Linked DNA regions of Homo sapiens: region 1 is linked to region 2. Evidence: read pairs that join two places in POLR2A ChIA-PET (ENCODE). Cell type or tissue: OCI-LY7. All regions are shown on one strand.

Region 1 (8,000 bases), 350 kb before region 2:
GCACCTGTCTCCAAATGGTATCCGCTGTGCCGCCAGGACGCGCTTCACTGGCAGCATGGGTGCCTTTGTGAAGATTGTGAGGCGCTAGGATAACTGGGTGATGAACCTGCCAGCCACCACCGTCTACTTCACTGGCTTACGACAAACTCCAGGCCGTCCTGTGTGACAGAGCCCTGACCTCTGATCTCTACGCACTATTGTGATGAGGCTCAATCTTTTTTTTTTTTTTTTTTTTTTTTTTTTGAGACGGAGTCTCGCTCTGTCGCCCAGGCCGGACTGCGGACTGCAGTGGCGCGATCTCGGCTCACTGCAAGCTCCGCCTCCCGGGTTCACGCCATTCTCCTGCCTCAGCCTCCCGAGTAGCTGGGACTACAGGCGCCCGCCACCGCGCCCGGCTAATTTTTTGTATTTTTAGTAGAGACGGGGTTTCACCTTGTTAGCCAGGATGGTCTCGATCTCCTGACCTCATGATCCACCCGCCTCGGCCTCCCAAAGTGCTGGGATTACAGGCGTGAGCCACCGCGCCCGGCCGAGGCTCAATCTTTGTTTCACTTTATTTCTCAGAAGAGAATGACAAGAAGGTATCTCCTGTGGAATATGCACTTATCACTCCTAATTCACTGAGACGCAGTAGACCCGAATGATCTAAAGAAGGTATAAATTTGGATATGTTTTAGGCTTTGTAAGATCTTTATTTTGGGGTTTCTATTCACATAACTCTTGTCAAAATAATGTATTATTCGACTCCTTGTTTGATTTGAAAAATCCTCTGATGTTTTTCTCCAGAGTTTACTTTTGGAAGATTATGAGAAGAGGAAAGTAAGAGTGAAAGCAATAGTGTTATGTGACTTGATCTCCATTTGAAATCCTCTCCTCGTCTGACTAGTTTGTTTTCCAGTCAGCCTTATTACCTATTCACACACTGATTGCCAAATAAGCTCCATGAGGTACATTTTTTTTCTATTTGCTTCACTAAAATATCATTATCACTTAGAATAGTGTCTGTCATGCCACTGATGCTCAGTGTTTTTGAATGAATCATTCATTCATTCATTCAATGAATGTTTCTTGAAGGAGACCATATGTTAAGCATTACAATAGATACTAGTGTTGCATAGCTAAAAGAGAGAAATAGTGCCCTTAAGGGTCTCATAGTCCAGTTAGAAAGACAGAAAGTATACAGATTTGGATAAATGCTATATGGAATAAAAGTGGAGTTGTGGAAGGTCAAAGAAGGGTATTCTTTCAACACTTGGTTCAGAAATGAAAGTGGATTAATTAGAAAATTGTTTTTGATTAGGATAACTCTGATGGGGATGAAGATAAAGGAATGTTCCAGGTGAAGAGATTGCACCTACATGGGGGAGTGGCCAGCAGTGGCCGGCAGGGTTGTGAATGATTACAGAATCTAAGCTTTCATAAGTAATACAGGAGACAAATCAAATATGCAAAATATAATTGTGATCATGGGTATAGGAAGGAAAGAATTTTAGTAGAGAGGCACTAAGGAGGTAGAATCATCAAGATTTGGTCAATTGGGCTAGATGTGGTGGCTCATGCCTGTCATCCAACCACTTTGGGAGGCTGAGGCGGGAGGATCACTTGAGTCCAGGAGTTCAAGACCAGCCTGGGCAACATAGTGGGACCCCCATCTCTACAAAAAATACAAAAATCAGCCAGGCATGGTGACATGCACCTGTAGTCCCAGCTACTCTGGAGGCTGAGGTGGGAGGCTCACTTGAGTCTAAGAGGTTGAGCTTCAGTGAGCTGAGTTCACGCCACTGCACTCCAGCCTGCGTGGCAGAGTGAGACCCAGTCTCTAAGGGGGGAAAAAAAAGATTTGGTCAGTTGTGGGGTGATGGGAATACAGAGCCAGATATCAATGATGATTTGTGGGCTTTTGCATTGGAAAACTTGAATCATGGTCCCGCTCAGCAAGATGCGAAATGAAGGCGGAGGGTCTGATAGCAGATGGATAGTAAAGTAAGGAGTTCAGCTTTGAACAGTGAGTTTTCAATGCATGTGGAGAATTCTTGTGAGTTTTTTTTTCGAAACATCAGATACATGATGAGTATGCAGATTAGGAAAGCGATCATGTTTGGATATATAAATTTGGGTGTCCGTTATGCTATGAAGCCATGGCAATAGATGAGATCATTCATTGAGATTGTACAAATTAGTAAGAGAGAAAGGGCCAAAGACAGATTCTGGATAAAAATTATTTGAAGATTAAACAACAACAATAACAACAATAGCAACTAAAACCAATTAGGAAATTAATGTAAAACATGAGAAATCTATGAGTGTTGTGATGGAATGTAAGGGAGGAACATTACTTTCTCTCTTCACTCAGATACACGTTTTTCTAGTTTCATGAAATGGACTGTCTCCCACCTAACCCTCTCTTGCTTTTGTGTTTTGCCTTCTATGAGAATTGGGATAATATTAAGCTATTCTGTCCTTTCAACTGTTGATATGACTCGCTTTTAACACAGTACAGAGCAGTTGTTTACTTTGTGAGCATATTTTAGACTCATTTTTGTTGATGGTTATAGGCAAGGCCAGGATTTTAAAATATTAATGGCCAGTATGGCACCGGCTCAACCAACCTGAAAATATGCCAGTCTGTAAACATTGGTTGTGTCCTGGCTATCTATAAAACATTTTAAAAAGTTTCTTCTGGAGTAAGTTTTGGTAAATTAAATACTTCTTGGAATTTAAGTTTTCAAATGAATTATACTTTATTTTAAATTATAGTCCTTCACACTCTGTATTCCTAAGTTATTTCTTACAGAATTTACCTTCCTCTAATGAACTATATATTTTAAAACATATTAAAAATAACCCTGTGTACAGTCTGGTGACTGGCTTTTTTAAACTTAAAATGTGATTTGTTTGCACAAATTTATGTATTATTACTTTTGAATTAATGTAGAGTCTCTACACTCTATGTGTGGAGACTAGTGGTTTATATACATAATATAACCATTATAAAGTATTCCTAAATGATATAACTAAATATATCAATATTTCAAGTTATTTTAAAAGAACCGTGGGCATTGGAGCATTCTTCCACTTGAACAATTTTAAAGAACTCAAGTAACTAATTACAAATTATAACTTTTGGTCTTCTTGAAGTAGTCAATAGGAGAAATGCTCTGGTTTTTGGAAAATGAGACATGAGAATAGTAAAAAAAATAATAATAATAATTGTATTTTAGAAAAATGTAGGGTCACATATCTACCTAGGCTTGGAGCTATGGATTCTATTGTTTGCAGTAGTATAAGGCTTGGAGCTATGGATTCTATTGTTTGCAGTAGTATAAGGCTTGGAGCTATGGATTCTATTTCCTGTAGTATAAGGCTTGGAGCTATGGATTCTATTGTTTGCAGTAGTATATGATACTCCTCTCTGCTTAGGCCTCAGCAATTTTCTGGGCAAAACATAGTTCCAATCGTCTTGGAATTATCATTGTGGTTATCTGCAGTGTGAATGCATCTGTAGAATGAATGTCCTCTGAACATTATTTAACACGAAATTACAAAGTTCTTGTTATATGCAAGGTCCTAAGCACCTTATAAATATTAGCTTATTTAGTTCATGAAACTAATCTATGAGTTAGATTTTGCCATTATTTCACAAATGAGAAACACAGATATAAAGAATTTAAGTAACTTATTTGCCTAAGCTAAGTCACACAGCTTAGTGGCAAAGTCAAGGGTCAAACCTAGGCAGTTTGGTTCTGGAATCCATGCTCTAAAGTCCTTGTTGAAGTTTACCTCAAATAGAGGTGTTTCCAGGGTCTGAGGTCTGGGTCAGCAAGCCTGAGGGTTGGCAGGGATGTGGGGTACTACTTGTGCCCCCAATTATCTGGAAAATTGTATATTTTTCCTCATACATACATATCTTGCCTTTGCCCCTGTACTTTCCTCTCTGGGGTAATGACCATTCCTGTAGTTATCTCAAGATGTTAATTAGTGCTGGGAACATTTATCTTCTGTGAACCATCAAAGAACAGGTGGGAAAGCCTCACAGAAATGAAGGTTTTCATTCTTATTCTCAGCCTCAGACCCAAGCAAGTCAACAAATACAAAGAATTACTGAACATAGTAGGAATGAGGGTATATGTATATTTCTGAATTTCCACCTTGTCCTGAGAGAACTAATGTCCTGAATGTAAGAATGTTGAAATTTTGTCATTGTCTTTTAAGAAACCTATGAGAACTTCAGAAGTATAATTGAAACTGCATCCCAATGTGTCGTTTAAGAGAAAAACAAAAGCTCCTTAATAAGATTTTTCTAATCCCCAGTAAAGAAGGAATTACCTTAGCTATTTCAGTGCTAAGGTATTAAGAGCAGCACGGAAGAGAGACTGGCTTGCTACTTGCAAAAAGTTAGGGATTTTGCAGAATTTAACGGATCCAACATATGGGCATCCTACTTCTCTTAGAAAGCACCTGTTTCCCTTAGAAACAGTGCTTCACTTCAAGTTGTCATCCCTAGAAATTGGAGGTAGTGTAGCACGGTATGTTTTGGAGCCAGATGGAACTGGATTTTGTTATTTTCAAGCAATAATTAGCTATGCGATACTAGACCAGTACCTTAATTATCAGTAAGATAAAAATCTCAATTGTTGGGACTAAATCATATTGTATAAGTAAGGCCATTACCATATGGTAGGCATTCAATTTGGGGGGGGGGGGTGCTTACTATTAATTGTCCCCATAGATACAAAGTATTTTCTAAATAACACTTTTTTTTTCAAAGTACACATTTTTCTTGTTGAGGTTTGGAGCAGCAGATCTTATCAACATGACAACTGCAGCCTGGTCAGTTTCTCAGTTTTTTCCTGAGGGAGTCATCCAGTTAATTAAACATATTTACTGAATGTATACTTTGAGGCATTGTACTAAAGGAAGACCAGTCAGTAGACTTTTATGGCTGTGACTTGGGTAGCATGATGAAGTCAAGACAGAAGATCAGGAGTGCCTTCACATTGCTACTGGATTGTTTTCTTCAGAGGATTTTTCTAGGACCTGAAATGTGTTTTCAATTTCTTCCTTTCTGTATTTCATAAAGATATCCTTTTGCTATAGTCTGGTATTTCTCCCTTAGCATTTGAGTTGAATCTTGGTTAGGTCCCAATTGACTGTACTATATAGTATTTTCCAGCTGTTTGCTTATTTTCCTAGAGATATTCTCTGTTCCTACATCCTTTCTTTGAATAATGGCCTGGGAAGGGATCCTAATAGTCACCTCTCTTACTTTTAAACTCAATAGCTTTTATTATTGGTAGCTCTCTTTTCTACAGTAAAAATCATACAATTTAGTAGTTCCAAACAAGGGAAATCCCATGCATATTGTAAGCAATTTTGGAAAAGACAAAATTGTTGATGTTAAGAAGTAATGGTTATTTTGAAAATAAATGAGAATATTCCACCCTGCCCCCACTACTTTACTACACCATGAAGTAATCTTTACAGCAGCAGCACCAATAATTTCAAAATTAGAGGCAAACACTTCTAACAGCTGGTAGGTTTTCTATAAACAAAATACCCATGAGGGCTGAGTGGGTCATAATATCTATTTAATGACAGTACTAATTCATTCAGTAATTTTATTTAATCTGTATGTGTATTTTTTTTTTTTAGTCAAAAACTCTTAGCTCAGATAACAGCTCTTTGATTGAAGGATTGTTAACACTTTCTCTGTAATTCATATATGCTTTTGGACAGAGTTGCAAACAGTATCTTCTGGATGTATTGTTGCAGTAATATCAGGAAATATGTATTTCATTCTTTTGTAAATATCAGGATTATTTGCAACTAAGTGTAAGTATTCTACAGAAACATTATTCCTCATGTTTAATGTTTTCTAAATGTTTTGTTTTTTCTTTCCCAAGGCAAGGGTGAAGGGAAAATCTAATGAGATGATCACAGTCTGACATCAGAGAAATATTCTCATTTCCAAGCCTTTCTCTGGATTTGGGAAAAATATCCACAAATTCAAAGCAGAAAGTCTTTAGTAAACAGTCAAGGAGAACTGTGTTTTATTTCTATCTAACATTCCATTTTCTTTGAGAGTCAGACACATTTACTCCTTCAATTAAATAGAAGTAATGTTTAGCTGTTTCTTCATTTTGATGTTAACATACTTGAGATTGCCGTTTTATTTTTTATTGGCTAAAAATATAATTTTTTCTTTGACTACTGGAATTAGTTCCTCCTGCACATTCCTAAATCACTTTTTTCCCCTTCTACCATTTCATGACTAATCAGGGTATAGTGTCTCTCATCTTTTGTTCAATCTAGCACATAATGATTGGCTGTTGCTTAATACATTTTTAAAAAGTTATCAATGTAGATATTAATGACATTTTCTAGACTTGGAAATATAGAGAGGGTACCTAGACATTTGCAGTTTCAATGGCTAGCCCCATGATCTAAATCAAATACATGCTATATTCTATTTATCTTTAGGTCCTTGCTATCCAGCAATGGGCATTCTAAATCACACACACGTAAGTACACACTACAAGGAGATAATTTGAAAAAGATTTGGATTGGACTCAGTGTAAAGTATTTTTTTTTCCATTTTTAAAGCATCTGATCCGTGAAATTATAGGTTTTTAGAACTATAAAGAATGTTGCAGATCAGATGGTTCAAGTATTTTGTTTTACAGATGCTAAATAAATTAAGAAACTCATGCACCTGTTGATGGTAGAGATAAACTCAGAATTAGGTTTTCTATTTCTAATTTGGTCCTCTTTATACTATGCTGCTATTTGGAATGCTTTTTTCTGTGCTGTATTAAATGTTTGCTCTCTGATATGCACTGTATGCTTCAAGTTTGCAGTTAACTCACATGAGATATGCTGTTTCATGCCTCTATATTTGCATATGCTATATCTTTTGTCTGGATTACCCTTTACTCTTCATCTGGTTAAACCCTACTCATTAATTTTTAGATACAGCATTCATTTATTCATGCATTCATTGATTTAATCTTTCATAAACCATGTGTCAGGTTCTGTGTAGTGACTGGATACATAATGAACGAAAAGGTGGATGTGGTTTCTTCTCACAAAGTATGTGTATCTTCTTTACAATTCAGCTTAAATGTTATCACGTCCAAATAGCTTTCCCTGGTGTGTTAGGGTTCTCTAGAGAAACAGACCTGGAGAATACACAAATACACACGTGTGTGTGTCTATATAAATATATATACACACACATATATAAACATATATAAAACATTTACATTTATTTACATGTATGTATACGTGTGTGTAAATGTATATATTTTATACACATCAAATAATTATATATGTAAAATATATAAATTCTACCCATCTCTCTCTATATATATTTGTATATATAGACCAGTAAATTTACACACACACTTATGCATATATAGAAGACACACACGTGTACACACATGTAAATATATACAAACATGTTTATACATATATACATGTGTGTATATATGTATATACATACACACATAAAAATAAATATATATATAATTACATATTTATTTCTTTATTATGGGAATTGGCTTACTTGACTATGGAAGCTGAAAAGTCCCACAATGTGCCATCTGCAAGCTGGAGACCCAGGAAAGCGGGTGGTGTAATTCAATACCAGTCTGAAGGCCTGAGAACCAGGTGAACTGATAGTATAACTCTCAGTCAGAGTCTGAATGCCTGAGAATCTGCAGGGAGGTGTGTGGGCGTGGGGACTACTGGTATGAGTCCCAAATTCTGAAGGCCTGAGACCAGGAGCTTCGATATTCAAGGGCAAGAGAAAATAGAAATGTGTCCCAGCTCAAGAAGAGAGAATCTACCGTGAGTTTGCGTTTCATTCTATCTGGACCCTCAATGGCTTGTATGATGCCACCCACATTGGTGAGGCCAGATCTTCCGTACTCCGCCTAATATATTCAAGTTCTAATCCAAATGCTTATCTCCTCTGGAAACACCCTCACAAACACATCCAG
Region 2 (8,000 bases):
TTCAAATGGCTGTGATTACTAACCAATTATTTGACTCTTTTTTTTTTTTTTTTGAGACGTAGTTTCACTCTGTCCTCCAGGCTGGAGTGCAGTGGCACTATCTTGGCTTACTTCAATCTGCCTCCCAGGTTCAAATGATTCTCCTGCCTCAGCCTCTCAAGTAGCTGGGACTACAAGCACGCATCACCACACCCAGCTAATTTTTGTATTTTTAGTAGAGATGGGGTTTTACCGTGTTGGTCAGGCTGGTCTCCAACTCCTGACCTCAGGTGATCCGCCTGCCTCAGCCTCCCAAAGTGTTGGGATTACAGGCATGAGCCACTGTGCCCAGCCAAATTATTTGACCCTTAATGAACCTTCTTCTTCTTCTTTTTTTTTTTTTTTTTTTGAGATAGAGTTTTGCTCTTTTTGCCCAGGCTGGAGTGCAGTGGTGCAATCTCAGCTCATTGCAACTTCCACCTCCCGGATTCAAGTGCTTCTCCTGCCTCAGCCTCCCAAGTAGCTGAGATTACAGGCGAGTGCCACCACGCCTGGCTAATTTTGTATTTTTAGTAGAGACAGGGGTTTCACCATGTTGGCCAGGCTGGTCTTGAACTCCTGACCTCAAGTGATCTGCCTGCCTTGGCCTCCCAAAGTGCTAGGATTACAGATGTGAACCACCGTACCCGTCCTCTTAATTAACTTTTGTTCTCATTGAATTGGATTTGCATTTATCAACTTTGGTATTTACTGAGTTTGAAGTTACAACTCTTTGGGAGAGAGAGGATAGTATTCAACCTTACCACTTATGGTAATTAGTATTAATATTGGAGGGGAGAGCAGGTCCTAACTACAGTGTAAGAGAAGAGCACACAAGAGAGATACTGTATAGGCAAGTTTGATATACAAAGTGGGATTAAAGAAAAGTCTAGATACTTGTAGCACTGACATCATTTATCAAACAGGAATAGCAAGAACCAAAAGGCAACATAAACAATTTAAGGTTTGGTACTGGGAGGCTGAGAGAGAAGAGGCGTTAACTGAGTCTGCCTTATTTCATAACTTTTGTCCATAAGTAAGATTTTATCATAGAAATTAAAGAGACATTGCCTCTGCGGTAGCTCTGTAGCCATAATGGTCACCCTGTCTCCTGTATTTTACTTCTCTTATTCATCTTTTAGTGACAACCAAAGCATCTTAAAAGTTACATTATCCCCTTTTCCTCTTCAAGAACTTGCGATGGCTTTCATTGACTGCAGGATAAAGTCCAAACTGCTGAAGCTCACATTTAATGCCTTCCATAAAAAGAAGCCAACCAGGCCGGCCGCAGTGGCTCACGCCTGTAATCCCAGCACTTTGGGTGGCTGAGGCGGGTGGATCACAAGGTCGGGAGATCGAGACCATCCTGGCTAACACGGTGAAACCCTGTCTCTACTAAAAATACAAAAAATTAGCCAGGCATGGTGGCAGACGCCTGTAGTCCCAGCTACTCGGGAGGCTGAGGCAGGAGAATGGCGTGAACCTGGGAGATGGAGCTTGCAGTGAGCCAAGATTGGGCCACTGCACTCCAGCCTGGGTGACAGAGCAAGACTCTGTCTTAAGAAAAAAAAAAAGAAGTGAACCTGTCTTCCAGATTAATTCCTATCACATCACTCCTGGAATTGTTACCAGTCTCCATGATTCACATTCTCATTTTTTTCTATCTTTTTTTATAAACAGAAAATGCCATTACACCATGTAATTAATGTTTAAAATTCAATTATCCTTTAGATTTCAACACTGCTTACTTTTTTTTTTTGAGACGGGGTCTCACTCTGTTGCCCAGGCTGGAGTGCAGTAATGTGATCTTGGCTCATTGCAACCTCCGCCTCCCGGGTTCAAGCGATTCTCCTGCCTCAGCCTCCCGAGTAGCTGGGACTACAGGCGCATGCCACCAGGCCTGGCTAATTTTTGTATGTTTAGTAGAGATGGGGTTTCACCATCTTGGCCAAGATGGTCTCGATCTCCTGACCTCGTGATCCGCCCGCCTCGGCCTCCCAAAGTGCTGGGATTACAGGCGTGAGCCACCGGGCCCGGTCCTACACTGCTTACTTTCATAGTACCCTTCCCAGACTCCCAAAGTTGTGAGGCACCCTGGGGTGGGAAATAGCACAATTCTGGGTTAACCAAGGTGGAGATGCCAATGGAAGACACTGGCCACCACTACTCAGTGATAGCATGTCACATATTTTCCACAGTTGAACTCTCCATGTATCTTAGACAATCCATAAATCACTGAAATCATTTTCCCAGTTGGCTTGCTCAACGGCAGATGTCCCACACTGACTTCTTTGTTACCTTCCAGCCAAGCTACTTTACCCAAGGAAAAGAAAACAAAGCATACCTTCCCCAGACTTTGCCATTTTAATCTCCTGCCACTTAAATTTGTTAAACAATTCCTGTTTCTGCTTTATTTCCATACTCTCATATGCAAGTAAACGCTTAACAGATTAACTAATCAGTCCCTCTGATAAAGTTCTTATAGCCGGGCCGGGCACAGTGGCTCACGCCTGTAATCCCAGCACTTTGGGAGGCCGAGGCGGGCGGATTACCTGAGGTGGGAAGTTTGAGACCAGCCTGTCCAACATGGAGAAACCCCGTCTCTACTAAAAATACAAAATTAGCTGGGCATGGTGGTGCATGCCTGTAATCCCAACTACTAGGGAGGCTGAGGCAGGAGAATCGCTTGAACCTGGGAGGCAGAGGTTGTGGTGAGCTGAGATCGTGCCATTGCACTCCAGCCTGGGCAACGAGAGCGAAACTCTATCTCAAAAAATAAATAAATAAATAAATTAAATTAAAAAATTAAAAAATAAATAAAGATCTTATAGCCATACCTACAAGGCCAACTCAATTAGAACTGATGCTGCAGTTCCTGAGCTAGACCTGGAGGGAAAACGGGCTACTGCAAAGCACTCTATACTGTCGTATTTGCCTGTAAACCACCGACAACTAGGTCATCACAGCCACAGAATGTGTCAGACCCAGCCTCCCCACTGAAGGAGAGTTTGCCCTTGTGTAAATTTAGTAGAGGTTCATCTTTCAGTTTTCCCGCACAGATTAGGAGCTTTATGCTGTCAGGGTCACTTCCTACTGCTATGCATGTGTCAACATCTTCTTTCAGAAATTGACAACACACTGGACGCAGCCCTGACTCCAATAGTTTTGGTTTTAGCAAGAGTCGACAAAAAGAGTCAAACTCTGTAAAATACTTGAAAAGATTTATTCTGAGCCAAATATGAGTGACTATGGCCCATGACACAGCCCCCAGGAAGTCCTGAGGACATGTGCCCAAGGTGGTCGGGGTGCAGCTTGGTTTTATACATTTTAGGTAGGCATGAGATGTCAACCAAACACATTTAAGTAATATATTGGTTTGGTCCAGAAAGGTGGGACAACTCAAAGCCGGTGGGGTGTGGCGGGGGGGCTTCCAAATTTAAACATTTTCTGGTTGACAATTTGTTGAGTTTGTCTAAAGACCTGGGATCCATAGAAAGGAAATGTTCATGTTAAAATAAAAGATTGTAGAGACCAAGGTTCTTTTGAAGTCTTATAGTGGCTGTCCTTAGAGACAATAGATGACAATGATTTTCTATTCAGATATTTAAAAGGTGCTAGACTCTTAGTTAATCTCTTTAGGATTGGGAGGGCCTGGAAGAAAAGATCTAGCTATGTTAATAGAGATTATTATTATTATTATTATTATTGAGACAGTTTCGCTCTTTTTGCCCAAGCTGGAGTGCAATGGCACAATCTCGGTACACTGCAACCTCGGCCTCCCAGGTTCAAGCAATTCTCCTGCCTCAGCCTCCCACTATAAGCTGGGATTGATTACAGGTGCATGCCACCACTCTGGGCTAATTTTTATATTTTTAGTAGAGACAGGGGTTTCACCATGTTGGCCAGGCTGGTCTTGAACTCCTGACCTTAGTTGATCTGCCCGCCTCAGCCTCCCAAAGTGCTGGGATTACAAGCATGAGCCACTGCAGCTGGCTGAGATTCTTTACGGATGCAAATTTTCCCCCACAAAGGACAGCTTTGCAGGGCCATTTCAAAATGTGGCAAAGAAACATGTTTTGGGGTAAAATATTTTGACTTTCTTCTTTGTCACATGTTATGCCAGAGTCAGATGGGAAAGTAAGTCATGATATACAGGGTTAAATAAAATCCATCTGATGAGAATTTATGGTTAGTAGGGCATGACTCCCTAGACTCCTTAGATAGGAATTAGGGTAAGATTTAAAAATCAGAGCTTAGTCCTCACAAGCAAAAAATGATAGGAGGGCCGGGCACGGTGGCTCATGCCTGTCATCCCAGCACTTTGGAAGGCTGAGGTGGGTGGATTGCTTGAGGCCAGGAGTTTGAGACCAGCCTGGCCAACATGACAAAACCCATCTCTACTGAAAACACACACACACGCACACACACACACACAATTAGCAGGGCGTGGTGGTGCACGCCTGTAGTCCCAGCTACTCGGGAGGTTGAGGCAGGAGAATCGCTTGAACCCAGTAGGCGGAGGCTGCACTGAGAGGAGATCATGCCACTGCACTTCAGCCTGGGCGACAGAGCGAGACTCTGTCTCAAAATAAAAAAGGCGATAGAGGATGTGGTTTTCTGTCCAGTGTAATCACCCTTGACAGTAAGTTGAAAAGACCGCAGATTGGAGCTGCCCTGCTCGGAGGGTTTGTGCATATTTATGTTATTTGAGCTGAGAAAGAGGGGCCAGTGAATTTCCTCTGCTTAAAATTATAGGAGAGACCTAGAGAACAATTGTGTTAAAAATCATGTTTTTAACCACTGTTACTTTTTTTTTTTTTCAATTGAGCACAGCTTAGAATTCTGTTGGAAAAAAAAAAAAAGAACATCATTTTACCACCACCTCAATGTTCCTTTTCATGCTCATCATCATCATTTTTTTTTTTTTTTTGAGACAGAGTCTTGCTCTGCCACCCAGGCTGGAGTGCAGTGGTATGAGCTTGGCTCACATCAACCCCTATCTCCTGGGTTCAAGTGATTCTCCTGCCTCAGCCTCCCGAGTATCTGGGATTACAGGCGTGTGCCACAATGCCCAGCTAATTTTTGTATATTTAGTAAAGACAGGGTTTCACTATGTTGGCCAGGCTGGTCTCGAACTCCTGACCTCAGGTGATCCACCCGCCTCGGCATCCCAAAGTGCTGGGATAACAGGCGTGAGCCACTGCGCCCTGCAAGCTCCCCATTTTTAACTAGGATTTTATTTTTTATTTTATTATTTTATTATTATTATACTTTAAATTTTAGGGTACACATACACAACATTCAGGTTTGTTACATATGTATACATGTGCCATGTTGGTGTGCTGCACCCATTAACTCGTCATTTAGCATTAGGTATATCTCCTAATGCTATCTCTCCCCCCTCCCCCCACCCCACAACAGTCCCCAGCATGTGATGTTCCCCTTCCTGTGTCCATGTGTTCTCATTGTTCAATTCCCACCTATGAGTGAGAACATGCAGTGTTTGGTTTTTTGTCCTTGCGATAGTTTACTGAGAATGATGGTTTCCAGCTTTACAATATGCTCCTAGTCAGGATTAAGATCTGCCTTCCTCACATTTCAGCTAAGACCTCAAACTTTCATCAGGGTATGTTTCTTAAAAATTGATCACATAATGGAGCTTTCCTGCAAATAAAATGTTAAGTCACACCTCATTGTCTTCAAGTTCAGTTGCCGAATTGCCTGGTGCGAGGCTGAGCAGTGTGCCACTTCAACTTCATGCGCTGCTCTCCCTTTACGGTATACAAGTCATACTAAACTACTATATGCTAAAGGGAAGAAACTGGTAGAAAGTGAAAAATTAAAGGAGTGAGAGGGAAAAAGATCAAGAGGGTGAGGATGGGGAGAGATGATCTCATTCATGTCCATATATATGAATATACATTTTAACTTGATAGCTTCCAAACTTATATCCTCCTGTCTAAACCCCAGAGTCTCAGAGAGGCGTAACCAACAGTTTCCATGCAGTCTCCAGTGAATTATCTTAAAAACATTACAAAGCTAAATGACTAATGTAAAATTTCTTTTTCTTTTTCATGAATTGAGGCTTTCCTCATTCAATTCCAAGGAAAACTTTGACTTATTCCATTAGCAAGTTTGAGCTTTTTTTTTACTGTTTGGTGCAGTAGGACTTAGCTTAGATTAACTTGGTACATATTTCACCAGCGAATGCCTTATTCCTCACTTTTAGAAATCACTGTTTAAATTTTCTCCTGAATCTGGTCTTCCTCCAGTCTTCTCCATACTAATAAATAGCTGTACTTTCCATGCATCAGCTCAGGTAAATGATCTAGAAGTCATTCTTCACTTCCTTTCCTTTCCTTAATACATTTTCCTCTCCAATTCAGCTGCAAGTCCTGATGATCCTATCTCCAATATATCTCTCAAATTCCTACATTTATCTCTCTCTCTCCCTTTATTCCCACCACACCCATCCTATCCACAATCATCTCTTATCCACTATTCTTCAGTACCTCTGAAGACTTTCCCTGATCTTCTGATCTTTGACTTCTGACCTTCTGACTTTCCCACTCCACTCCATTCTCCTGTAGCATTGAGAGTCATTGTCTTAAAATTCAAATTGCATCAAGTGACTTATTTAAAATCCTTCCACAGGCCAGACGCAGTGGCTCATGCCTGTAATCCCAGCAGTTTGGGAGGTTGAGACAGATGAATCACCTGAGGTCAGGAGCTGGAGATCAGTCTGGCCAACATAGTAAAACCCCGTCTCTACTAAAAATACAAAAATTAGCTGGGTGTGGTGGCTCATGCCTGTAGCTCCAGCTACTTGGGAGGCTGAGGCAGGTGAACCACTTGAACCCAGGAGGCGGAGGTTGCATTGAGCCGAGATCGCGCCACTGCACTCCAGCCTGGGCAACAGGAGGGCAACTCTGCAAAAAAAAAAAAAAAAAAAAAATCCTTCCACCGCTTCTCAATACATGTAAAATATAGTCCAGACTTCTGGTCCGCAAGGTCTCTCTCCTTCCTCTTGAACTTTGTTTCCTGTAGCTGTCTCCCTCGCTCCCTGTAATCAGCTACTCTACTCTCTCTCTCTCTTTTTTTTTTCTTTTTGACAGAGTCTTGCTTTGTTGCCCAGGCTGGAGTGCAGTGGCACTATCTCAGCTCACTGCAACCTCTGCCTCCTGGGTTCAAGCAATTCTCCTGGCTCAGCCTCCAGAGTAGCTGGGACTATAGCCGTGTGCCACCACACCCCACTAATTTTTGTATTTTTAGTAGATATGGGGTTTCACCATATTGGCCAGGCTGGTCTTGAATGCCTGACCTCAAATAATCCACCCTCCTTGGCCTCCCAAAGTGCTGGGATTATAGGCGTGAGCCACCGCACCCAGCCTCTACTCTTTTTCTTTTTCTTTTTTTTTTCTTAAGTTTCCCAGATTTACCAAGGCTTTTCTTATCTTTGAAAATGCTTTTCTTTTACTTTGCTTCTCCCAAGTATCCTCTACCCTCTCCTATCTGTTGTCCCCTTTCAGTCTTTGTTTAGCTCTTTGTATTTATAAATCTGCTACTATTTTATCTTGGTTTTTCTTAATATTCCTAAAAATTTAACTCTGTGAAGATATAAACTCTGTGAAGACCCAGAGGCAGAGGCCCTGTTTGTTTTGCATGCTCTACACTATTCTTGGTACAAAATTTCTTTTCTTTCTTTCTTTTTTTTTTGTTTTTGGAGACAAAGTCTTGCTCTGTTGCCCAGGCTGGAGTGCAATGGTGCGATTTCGGCTCACTGCAACCTCCGCCTCCCTGGTTCAAGCGATTCTTCTGCCTCTGTCTCCTGAGTAGCTGGGATTACAGGCACGTGCCACCACGCCCAGCTAATTTTTGTATTTTTAGTAGAGACGGGGTTTCACCATGTTGGTCGGGCTGGTCTCGAACTCCTGACCTTGTGATCCGCCCTCTTCGGCCTCCCAAAGTGCTGGGATTGCAGG

What was found. Peaks named below come from ENCODE experiments on the same cell type or tissue, not always from the same donor. Only the 100,000 strongest peaks of a DNase experiment are listed, where the experiment ranks them.
Region 1: POLR2A ChIA-PET joins it to region 2 with 16 read pairs; 2 of 35 experiments call an interaction of 5 or more read pairs at or near these places.

The regions. Positions count from the first base shown.
Region 1 is chr12:10,543,434-10,551,433 of GRCh38, reverse strand. LOC105369658 (a long non-coding RNA gene) reads left to right here and starts at 504. Exons shown (of 3, transcript XR_001749004.1): 1 at 504-654; 2 at 787-947. It also overlaps the pseudogene SLC25A39P2. In OCI-LY7, no CTCF peak of the experiment used is centred here; no DNase peak of the experiment used is centred here.
Region 2 is chr12:10,193,059-10,201,058 of GRCh38, reverse strand. No RefSeq gene overlaps it. Among named protein-coding and RNA genes, the nearest start is that of GABARAPL1, 16 kb to the left of the region's middle. RefSeq lists silencers at 4,496-4,545, 4,582-4,782. In OCI-LY7, no CTCF peak of the experiment used is centred here; DNase peaks (open chromatin) are centred at 4,028 and 4,658; H3K4me3 peaks cover 1,046 bases; H3K27ac peaks cover 1,335 bases.